Linked DNA regions of Homo sapiens: region 2 is linked to region 1. The links are chromatin contacts, found by Hi-C or POLR2A ChIA-PET in ENCODE. All regions are on one chromosome and are shown on one strand. The core of a region is the stretch at or near the end of the contact, and the rest is flanking DNA. Distances in the headings are between cores, read along the strand shown.

What was found. Hi-C counts contacts between places; a loop is a spot of excess contacts on that map. ChIA-PET counts read pairs that join two places held with the same protein, here RNA polymerase II (POLR2A).
Region 2: a loop to region 1 is called in a map of endothelial cell of umbilical vein, with 2.9 times the contacts of the local background. The contact joins two enhancer-like sites. A Hi-C loop is called at or near these places in 1 of 168 maps with a recorded cell type or tissue (endothelial cell of umbilical vein). POLR2A ChIA-PET finds 5 or more read pairs at or near these places in 1 of 52 experiments (activated CD4-positive, alpha-beta T cell).

The regions. Positions count from the first base shown.
Region 1 is chr2:99,879,363-99,884,443 of GRCh38, reverse strand. The region is part of intron 7 of AFF3 (ALF transcription elongation factor 3); the gene reads left to right. Among named protein-coding and RNA genes, the nearest start is that of AFF3, 260 kb to the left of the region's middle. Within about 2 kb of position 3,708, at least 5 of the 41 ENCODE cell types and tissues checked have a DNase peak (open chromatin) inside an H3K27ac peak, as active enhancers do.
Region 2 is chr2:100,195,396-100,200,530 of GRCh38, reverse strand. No RefSeq gene overlaps it. Among named protein-coding and RNA genes, the nearest start is that of LINC01104, 10 kb to the left of the region's middle. Within about 2 kb of position 2,795, at least 21 of the 41 ENCODE cell types and tissues checked have a DNase peak (open chromatin) inside an H3K27ac peak, as active enhancers do.

The DNA.
Region 1 (5,081 bases), core at 2,459-4,958:
CTGGGAGACAGGGTGAGAGTCTGTCTCAAAAATAAATACATACATACATAAGCAAATAAGCGTGGTAACTATAGTTAATAGCAATGTATATATCAAAATTGCTAAGCAGATTTTAAATGTTCAAGCCGTACAACGAAAGTACGTGAGGTGATGGATGTGTTAAATAGCTTGATTTAATCATTCCATAATGTATAAATCTATCAGAACACCACATCGTAACCCCATAAATACGTATACTTTTTATCAGTTAAAAATAAATAATCAAAAAATAAATAGTTATTTGCTTTTCAAAAATAGTTGTCTGCTCAAGAAGGAATTATAATCAAATTACTTTATGGACCAATCTCTCCTAATGTAGTTACAACATGATGTCTGTACCTTTAGTATCACAGTGGGTAAAATGAGGCAGTATTTGCCGTGACTGCACACAAATTTCCTCTCTTCATTTGACCTGTTAAACAAATGTGCATGATTAATGGTTGGCGACTTCATGGAATAATCAAGCAGAGTTCTGTCTGCTTAATAAACAAGGCCCCTGAAATAGAGAATAAAGTCTGTACCATTTTTAATTTGGTAAAATTGTGTTCACGATAATGCTTCCTTTCTTCCTGAAATGTATAATAATAATTCTGCCTAGTCTTGTTTTTATTTTCACGTATCCCTAAAGTTAAATTTTAGTTCCTTGCTGACTCAGTAGAAGGCTCTCTGTTGATTTTAGATTTAGGATGTTTCAGTTGGGAAGGGAAGAGAAGCCACCCTGAGGGCGAGAATGAGGAAATGATAAAAGAAAGATCATGTTATTTTCCTTCTCTCCATGAAATCATGGCTTGCCAAAAGAAAAAAGACCTTTGAGGAATGTAGTAGTTCTCCAAATGAAATTGAAGGGTCACTCCAAAGATTAATGACTCTGAGATGTTAATTCAGAAGAGAATTTATTCTTAAAGGCTAAGATTTATTCTGGGCCAGAGATTCTGAGTTCAGCTGGGAGACTAATGAAGCGTGTATTTTATTTTTTAGCGTTTTTAATGGTGCTGTCAGTCATATAGCATGGGGCTTATTCGCAAGAATTTTAGGTCTGGTTAAAAGTCTCTACATTCAGACTGTGAGAACCTTCTTTAATGGGAATTTTTTTCAGAAAACCTTTAGGGGGTAGCTTATTTCTTTTATACTTGAAAGGTTTTATACATGAGAGTTCTGTGTTTTTATGAAGATATCGTATTGGTGTGAATTCATATTAATTATTAACATATTGCAAAGGTTAAAATGCACATATTTCACAGCAAGGCACCATCCCTTCCCTGGGTTGCATGTTGTTTTTCCTGCCTGGGGTCAAATATAAAACAATTTATTGATATCCTAGCCAGTTCTCTTCCTAAACTGTGGATGAAGCTTCAATTCCACTTTAAAATACATCTATCATTGTTCAACACTTCTTCAGAGTTAAATATCTGTGCAGAATAATACCTTGTTTTCCTTTGTTAGAAGTAACGTTCACTTCATCACTTAAACTGCACCGGGCCCTATCAACACAGGACATTGGCTTCTTCCTCACTAATTAGTGTTGTTCTTACATCATAAACCAATTGATGTGCCCGTCAAAATGTGCATTACTGGGAAATTGCTAGGGCCATGCCTTGGGCCCAGACTACAGTTTCTTTATGTGGGCAACTGTCATGACGACAGCCTTGAGCCTTGCATTGAGTTCAGTTCTGTCACATTAAAAAGAAAATTCTCCATTAAAAATAACTGAGTAAGTAAACTGGAACAGGATGGCCAGTGGATTATGCAGGCTTTACCATGAGCTCCTGTCTGTCATGATATGCTCTTTCATCAGCCAGACCTTCCAAGAGAGATGCCCCTTCTCTAGAGGTGAGCCTGCATTGGGCACTGCTGTGAGGGATGAGTGCTTCCCAAATGCAGCAGTCCTCATGAACCAGGCAGACTGAGGATGTGCTTCAGCCAGGGCTGCAGCCGGTCTGTAGCCACTGCAGGACCCCCCAGGCTTCTGTGCAGTGCTGTCACTAGCTTCTTTCACAGCTGGATAGTTTCTACCCTCCCTCTGGGATATTTCTGCAACATTTGACCTCATAAAAATATAGTGTCTTTAGAATGCCTAGATTGGTTAACGATAATTTATTCGGCAGAGTGGGGCTTTTGAAACCCCCTTGTGCAGATTAATGGCTGTTCCCTGGACATCAGGCAAACCTCAACAGTGCAGTTACTTGTGTCTTCATTTTATATATGTTCACCCACAGAGAGCTGGGAGCTGAGCTCTCTCACATAAGCAGGAACAGCCAAAGAATGCGAAGAATGATTTATGGGTTGCAGTGAGAGAGGGTGGGGAGAGTGAGGGGGAGAGAGAGAGAGACAGAGAGAGAGAGAGAGAGACAGGCAAATGAGGACCAATCATGCCAAAATGAGACATGATTTGCTGCTATTTTCCTTTCCCAGCGTGTTTTTCCTGGGTGCCTCCCCAGCAGAGCTGTTCAGTCACTTCTGTTGTGTGTGCTCATGCATAAATTCAGGTCAAGTACAAAACCCTGATTTCTCTATTCATCATAGGAACGGGTAATGTTCTTATCAATACATAACAAGAAATTGCAACTAATTTGGCTCATGACCTTCTTCTTTTATCATTAATGGTTGAACTGGTGTTTGCTTAGCCATTAATGCATTCAGTTCAGTAAACTAAAGCTGTTTGAAATTTTCACTAATCCTTTTCCATTGAGGGTTTCCCTGGACCAAATCACTTCTGAATAAAACAAAAAAGTGAATGCGTGCACAGGTTTCTCAGATTTTCCGGATCAAACATCATTTACAGGGCATACCATTTTAAAATGCGATTTTTTTTTTCTTTTCAAATCACCAATCCCATAGTACTGGAGAATGAATGAACTGTTTACTGAAAATATGAATTGCATGAACTTACCCCATAAAGTGTTCAAGTACTGAGGGCTTTTTTTCAATGAAAAAATGAAACAATATATAGAATAAAAGTAGAAAAAATGGTTTAACACCTAGCTTTTTTTTTTTTTTTGAAAAGATGCTTTTCAAATGAATCCGTCTTTGCTATTTAATTTACATTTTGAGGGCTCATTAGGATGATGAATGATGAGGCAGGAGAATAAAATATACTTCCTGAACAAAAGACAATCTCTGTAGCCTAATAACATTTTATGCCAGCACTTACATTTGTCAGAAGTGGATGCTATTTATCCCTATGATTATTTAAAAATCATTTTTATTGTCCTTTGTGCTGTGTCCTCTTCTGGGAATTTTAATTCAGAGTTTGACACCTACTTATTAACTTCCATGAAGTATAGAGTACAAAGGCCTATACTCTATAAAGAATTCTAAATAGCCGTGTTTATATTGCCTGCAGCTGTACACAAATTAGCTCAGTTTGGATTTGTTTCTATCAGAAATAGAAAGCCTGTTGGAATAGCGGGTAGCCTCTGCTTCCTCCGTGAAGTAAGTGCTCTCTGCTGTCTGCCCCCATCTGAACCAAGTGGGACTTGCGGGGTAGACAGAAGGGGAATTTTCCTAATTATGATACAGCCCTTATGCATAAGTACATTACTTCCATTTCCTTTGCCTCCTCCAACTGCTCGTCCCAAACAGCACTCCGTCATCTGTCGCCACATACAGATGCCCGTTCTTTCCTCTCTGATCTCCTTGCCCAGCCTACACTCCAACTCCCACACCCTCACTATTATTCCAGATTGCTTCTTCCTGAGCCATCTGTCTCCCTGGCTGTGGATTTTCCCAGCTACTCAGTGGGCTAGATTTTTTTCCAGGGTGGGTAGCACCTTTTGGAAATTGAGTGGGAGTTCTGGATGCCAGATGACATGCAGGCCAGGGGTCCTAGTGTGAGGGATTCTCCACGCTATGGCATAGCCCATAGCGCCAGCCCACGCTGCCCATCCCATGGCCGCCTGTCAAGCCTTGATTTCCACCCACCACCTCAGAATGCCAAAGAACTTTACTTGTGATTCATCCTAGAGGTTTTATAAAAGGTCAGGTGTCTGTTTGGTCTTTCCCGAGGGGAAAAACAGCTCTGCCGCTGAATCAGAGGCCTCAGGGTGAGCCATATCCTGGGGAGATGCCACAGCCAGCCCCAGAACACAGTTGGGCTCTCCAGGGGCGCGTGACACAAAACCAGGCAGTGCGTGTCTTGCTTCATTAGCTTTAATAACATGTACAAATGTTTCGTTGTCATTTCACTCCCGTTCCAGGCTCATGCCTGCTTGCTTCAGGTGATATTATGGTTTTTAGCAGGCTGGAAATAAAACAACCACCCACAAGAATTCAAAGATGAATCCTTGGAAAGTAAAATCTTTACTCCTATTTTAAATCTGTCTTACCAAACGATCCTTGCTGCTAATACTTCAAATCGATATTCTACAGGGAATCCAGCTTTGACTTATTGGTCTGGCTTCATTAGCAATTAAATGAACACGTAACCATCTGACCACCTTTATTGTTATTTTAGATAATATTAAAAAGTGATGCTCTGTTTGGTTTTTAACTGTTTTTATATTTTAATGAAAGTTACAGTGATAGCTGATACTCATACCTGTTAAAAGAGTTTGTAGCTACTTTATCTGTTCCCATGGACATTAATAGTAATCAAAAAGGACATAAAATACTCAAGAAAGTGGTGGACATTAAGACTAGGGTTTCTGTATTTAGGTCGCAGAGCACAGATATGGTCCTTGGGCACGTTGGCAAGATGTGATGGTTTGTGAACTTGGCCACGTGTGAAATGATGACTAATTTATTTTGCTGCCTTTGGCAAAATACACAAGAGTATAAGGACCATTCTTTTATACCCTGTTGACTTGGAGCAAACTATCCAAAAGCTCCAAATCATCTTGACAGAGAAACTCTTTTCATTCTCCTACCCACGAGGTGATAGAGAAATTCTACAAAGGTTGCTTGCTGTACCTCAAGGAAATAGAAGAAATACTGATACACACGCTGTAGTTTTTAATGTAGTGCTTCATTAATATTATTAATATTGTTGTTATACACGTTTATGGAGCTACTAGGAAGTTGATGAGCACAGCCCAGAAGATACA
Region 2 (5,135 bases), core at 1,546-4,045, 320 kb before region 1:
TAGGACACAATCATTTGCAAAACTTGTAGGATCAGCTAATGCCCGTTAGTGAAGATGATTAACATGGAGCCAAGCTTGCCTGAGTGGGTGGTAATACAACTTTGGACACTGTGCTAGCTAAATATTTTTATGTAGATTTTCTCATTCAATCTTTAGAATATGCTTAGGAGGCAGATACTCTGATGTTTTCCATTTGGCCAATGAGAAAACTGAGCAGAGGCTTAGGGAGCCGGGTCCCTGACTCTGCCTTGGGTTCAGGCTGCTCTCCGCTGGGCCACCTCCCTGACCGCACCGAGGGCCGGTGTATTGATCCATTCTTTCACTGCTGCAAAGAAATACCTGAGACTGGGTAATTTATAAAGAAAAGAGGTTTAAGTGGCTCACCGTTCTGCAGCCTGTCCAGGAAGCACGGCGGCATCTGCTCAGCTTCTGGGGAGGCCTCAGGAAACTTACAATCATGGCAGAAGGCAAAGGCAAAGGGAAGCCAGCACTTCACATGGCCAGAGCAGGAGGAAGAGGGAGGAAGGAGGTACCACACACTTTTAAATGACCAGCTCTCATGAGAACTCACTATCATGATGACAGCACCAAGTGGCGGATGGTGTTAAATCATGAGAAACCGCCCCCATGATCCAATCACCTCCCACCAGGCCCCACCTCCACACTAGAGATTACATTTCAACATGCGATTTGGGTGGGGACACAGATCCAAACCTTAGCAGCCGGCCACCACTTTTCTCACAGTGGCCAGCTCACCATCACAATATGCTCTTGAAGAAAATAAAATGATCACACATGACCTGGAGATTTGAGGACTATGTCTTGGTGACCATTTGGGCCAGGAACTGCTGAACTTCAGCTGCCTTTATGGAGACTGTAAGCTTCACGGGGACAAGATCCATGTGAACCTCGCTTCCATTAGTCCCTCCAAACCCCATCCCAGTGCCGGGCCCATGGCAGAGCCCTGCTAAGGACAATCTCATGGACAGAGCTCCTGCCTAGGAGGTCACTTGGGGAGTCAGGTGCCTGGTTTGGACTCTTGCTTCTGCTCTTTGCTGTGTGACATTAGGCAAGTCACCTCACCTCTTCGAGTCTCAGCTTTCTCATCTCTAAATATGAAGATGAAATCTGCTTCCTGGGGTGGTTGTGAAAACAAGTGAGAAAATTATTGTGAAAGTGTTTTGTAAACTGTAATTAATATAAATATAAGCAATTAACCAAGATCCAGTTGCCTTGCAAGGCACTGATGGTGAGGCCCAGGGACCTCCAGCCGCTTGCTCTCCAGGCAGCCTAGCCATCCCAGGGACCCCAATGCCTGAGTCCATATTGGGCAGGTTCCCTTGGAATGCTGAGAATGAAGGTGAATATACTTGGTCATGCCATAGGAACTTCAGGTCAAAACCCCACACAGCTGAGTCCCTCTGCTGGCCCTGCTCCAAGGCGGAAGAAGGGTGATCTCTGATACTCACTGTCACTCACTGTGTGCTGGCCATGTCCCATCACCAATGAGGCGAGCAGAATCGCCTCATTCACAGAGGGGAGAGGCTGAGACCACAGCCTGGAGGGCAGGCACAGGCCCCTGAGCAGGGCAGAAGCCACGGCAGGCTGCCTTCCAGGGCTGCCATCCAACTTCAGAGCCCCCAACCGACCACGGAGGTGCACTGACAAGCTCTCCTCTGAGAACCTGAGGAGTTTTGAGGCTAGGATCTGTCTATCCCGCTCACTGGGGCCCAGCCCCATCTGGGAGATAGTGCCACAGAAGCTGCTGGCTCACTAAAAATTAAACCTTCCTCCAGCTAAGTCCAGGGCACAGACTGAAAGGACCATCCTTCACTGACTGCTTGTGAGGAGGCGTGACCGTGCCCGGCCAGGCCCTGAGTTGCTGAGCCTCTTGAGGAGGGGGTGAGGGCAAATGCGGGTGCCCCAGGCAGAGCAGGGAGGACGAGGGGGAGAAGGGCTGTGCTCTGCCGAGGGCAGGTTTGCAGGGAAAATGTTTTAGTTTCTGTTTTTTATTAAGGTGAGATACATGTAAGATGAAGCATTTAAAATTATATAGCACAACTCAGGAGCATTTAATATCTCCCCAGAAGCACGCAGCCGTCACCCTTTCCAGTCTTAAAACATGTCCATCACCGCTAAAGGAGAGCCTGTGGGGATTTTGGAACTGTGACCCTGACCACCTCCTTCAGATAAGTCCTCAGGGTGCCTTGTGCTGCCTCTGCGTAAATGGATTTCAGGGGGAGGGCCTGGGGGATTCCATATCTGACTCTTCCTCAGGACAGGTGACACAGGAGCCAAAGGCAGGTGGGACCCACACCTAGAGTCAGTCTGGGGGTGGCAGGAGTCAGCAGGAGGCCACTGAAAAGGGGGAGTTTGTGAAGCCACCTTTACCTCACAGGACAGCCTCTTCAGAGCTCTCCAAGGACACAGAGGCCCCAGCTGACCTCTGGGTTATATAAGCCATTTGTGTGTCTAAAAGGCAGCTTCCCAAGCTCAGCACAGAAATTTCTAGTACATAAAATGCCTTCCTCCGAGCTGTACCCATTGTGCCTTGCATTCCAGAAGCAACTGTGCTTCAGACAGCTGCTGTAAATTGTCCATGAAGCAAGGCTGTTCTCCTATTGGCTCTGTGATCATCTCCAAGGCAGCTTCCCATCTCTCACTGTTTCTGCCTTGGGCTGATAATGGTGCAAAGCAGGCGAGGAAGGGAGAGGGCGGGGAAGAGGGGCCCGAGCTCCCTGCTGGCCTTCTGGGCAGCAGCCTCCCAGGAGCAGGCGGCGGCGTCCAGCTTCCTGGAGCCACAGCCAGGCCCAGGCATGAGCTCTGCCCCTCCCCCAGGCTGCTGCTGCCCGCACCCCAACCTCTCCTCTTGTCTAGAGTCAGAGCCACATTTTTTATTTCCCTCTGGTGCATTTCTGGTATTTCTTAGTTGTTTTACCGAAAAGCCACTTTGAAGAACATCTCTATTCTTTAAAGCGAGGTGTACCTATGTACTCTTGAGCTAAGATTTTATTTTATTGAGGATTTCCTTATATTGTGATTATTTAATGGACAATCTGCCCTGCTGGGAATGGCAGCAAATGAAACTATTGACAGGAAAAAAAAGATGCACTTTCTGAGACACACTTGGCAAAGCAAATCCAGCTTCTTACAAGAAAAGAATGTAATGAATTTTTCTCTATTTTTAGTCACACATAAATCCCTTTAATAGGTTTGAGCTCAAAACTCCATATTTGTCTTGGCCTGAAGTTCAATTTACAGGGTAAGTTTAAAGGACAGTGTGCTTGTCCGGCTCTGCGCATCACGTCTCCCCAAGTGGGCAGAGAGGCCTGCAGGATCCAGGGTGTCACGGCCACCCTGCAGCTGGGGCCCTCACACATGTCCGGGGATAGAAAGGAAAGGGCCTCCTCTCGGCTTTTCTGGGAGGAGATCAGATGGGGATAAAATGCCCACCGTGGGCCTGGGAACAGCAGTTATCATATCCCAGTCCGGAAAGATGGGAGGGAACAATTTTGAAGTCCACCCTCAGGGAATTTAAACGAAGGCCCCAGCGGGAAGGGGGTGGGATCACTACACTGAAATGAAAGACGGAGAAAAAGAAAAGCATTGCAGCGGCCGGGCGCGGTGGCTCACGCCTGTAATCCCAGTACTTTGGGAGGCCAAGGCGGATGGATCACTTGAGGTCGGGAGTTTGAGACCAGCCTGACCAACATAGAGAAACCCCAGCTCTACTAAAAAGACAAAATCAGCTGGGGGTGGTGGCGCACACCTGTAATCCCAGCTACTCAGGAGGCTGAGGCAGGAGACTCACTTGAATCTGAGAGGAGATGGTTGCGGTGAGCCAAGATCGCACCTTTGCACTCCAGCCTGGGCAACAAGAGTGAAACTCCATCTCAAAAAAAAAAAAAAGAGAAAAAGAAAAGTGTTGCAGCCTAGGGTCACTGTAAGACTCTAAGCCTCCCTGTTGGACAACTTAATTTTTTTTAGGTCTTAACACAGACAGAGAGTCTTTGCCCTGCACAAGGGATACGGCCAGGATTATGTAGAGGGAGGCAGGCCCAGCATTGGCAATGAGGGGTGACTAAGGAGACAACATTAACAAGAGAGATCAAAGCCATGGCCAAACCAAAAGTTGCACAAGGGCCACGCCATGTCACCAGCCCCGTAGGAAGGCAGAGGCATTGGAGGCTGCTGACAGTGAACAAGAAAGGGTAGTGTCTTGACTTCAGAGGCAAAGTACCCTAAAGGACCACATGGGACTAACCTGGGAGCCCTGCCAGGAAGCTAGAAGGACATTGTGGGGTGGGGGAAAGAGGGTTTAGGGAGTCGTAAGCAAAGCAACCAGCAGACCCATACCTCCTTGACCACAGCCTCAGGTTGCCATGGTTTGGGAGTCCCAACCCACATATGTTTACATCAGGGCAACACACTTGAGATGAAAGAAAAACACTGCAGCTCACGTTGCCTGTAGTCCGGAGATGACCCCTGTTCTTACCATACGCCATGATTAGTGATAAAACAGGGCTTAGAGCTTCTGGGATCAGGGAGGGGCTGGCATCACTAGCTAGGGGTGTACCCACGGCTCACCTCCTTCAACATCTGCCCAAACCAGCTGCCATATGAGCAGCCAAGACGCACTGCATTGCTGCGGAACAGCCCATCCTTTCCACGCCCCCTCCTCCTTCCAACTCCCCTAGGAGTCAAACCAGGTGATAGCCCCGTATGCCTAGCAAACTGCCTTTGTATGATGCTCTGTGCTGCTTGAAGCACTTGAACAAGCTTTCACTCTGTCCCCATCAGCCCTCAGTGAGACAAGCAAGGCAGGGAGGTGCATCATAGATTTGTCATTGAGAGACTAAGCCACAGAGAGGCTCCGCCACTGCTCAGGGTCAAAAGCCCTGCGCTAGAACCCAAGTCTCTCCACTCCAGTTCTGATGGATGCACCATGGCCCTCCACAACCCATGGGATATCAACATCCTGCTGGGGTGATTTTTAAAGTATTCCTTTGAAATGCATGTGGCGTAGACATACATAACTCATTTTTTAAATCTACATAATCTTAAAAATTACAGCATACAGAGAATAGCCTCCTTGAGACTGCCAGCATTGACAGCACAAAGCAATAGAGAATTGG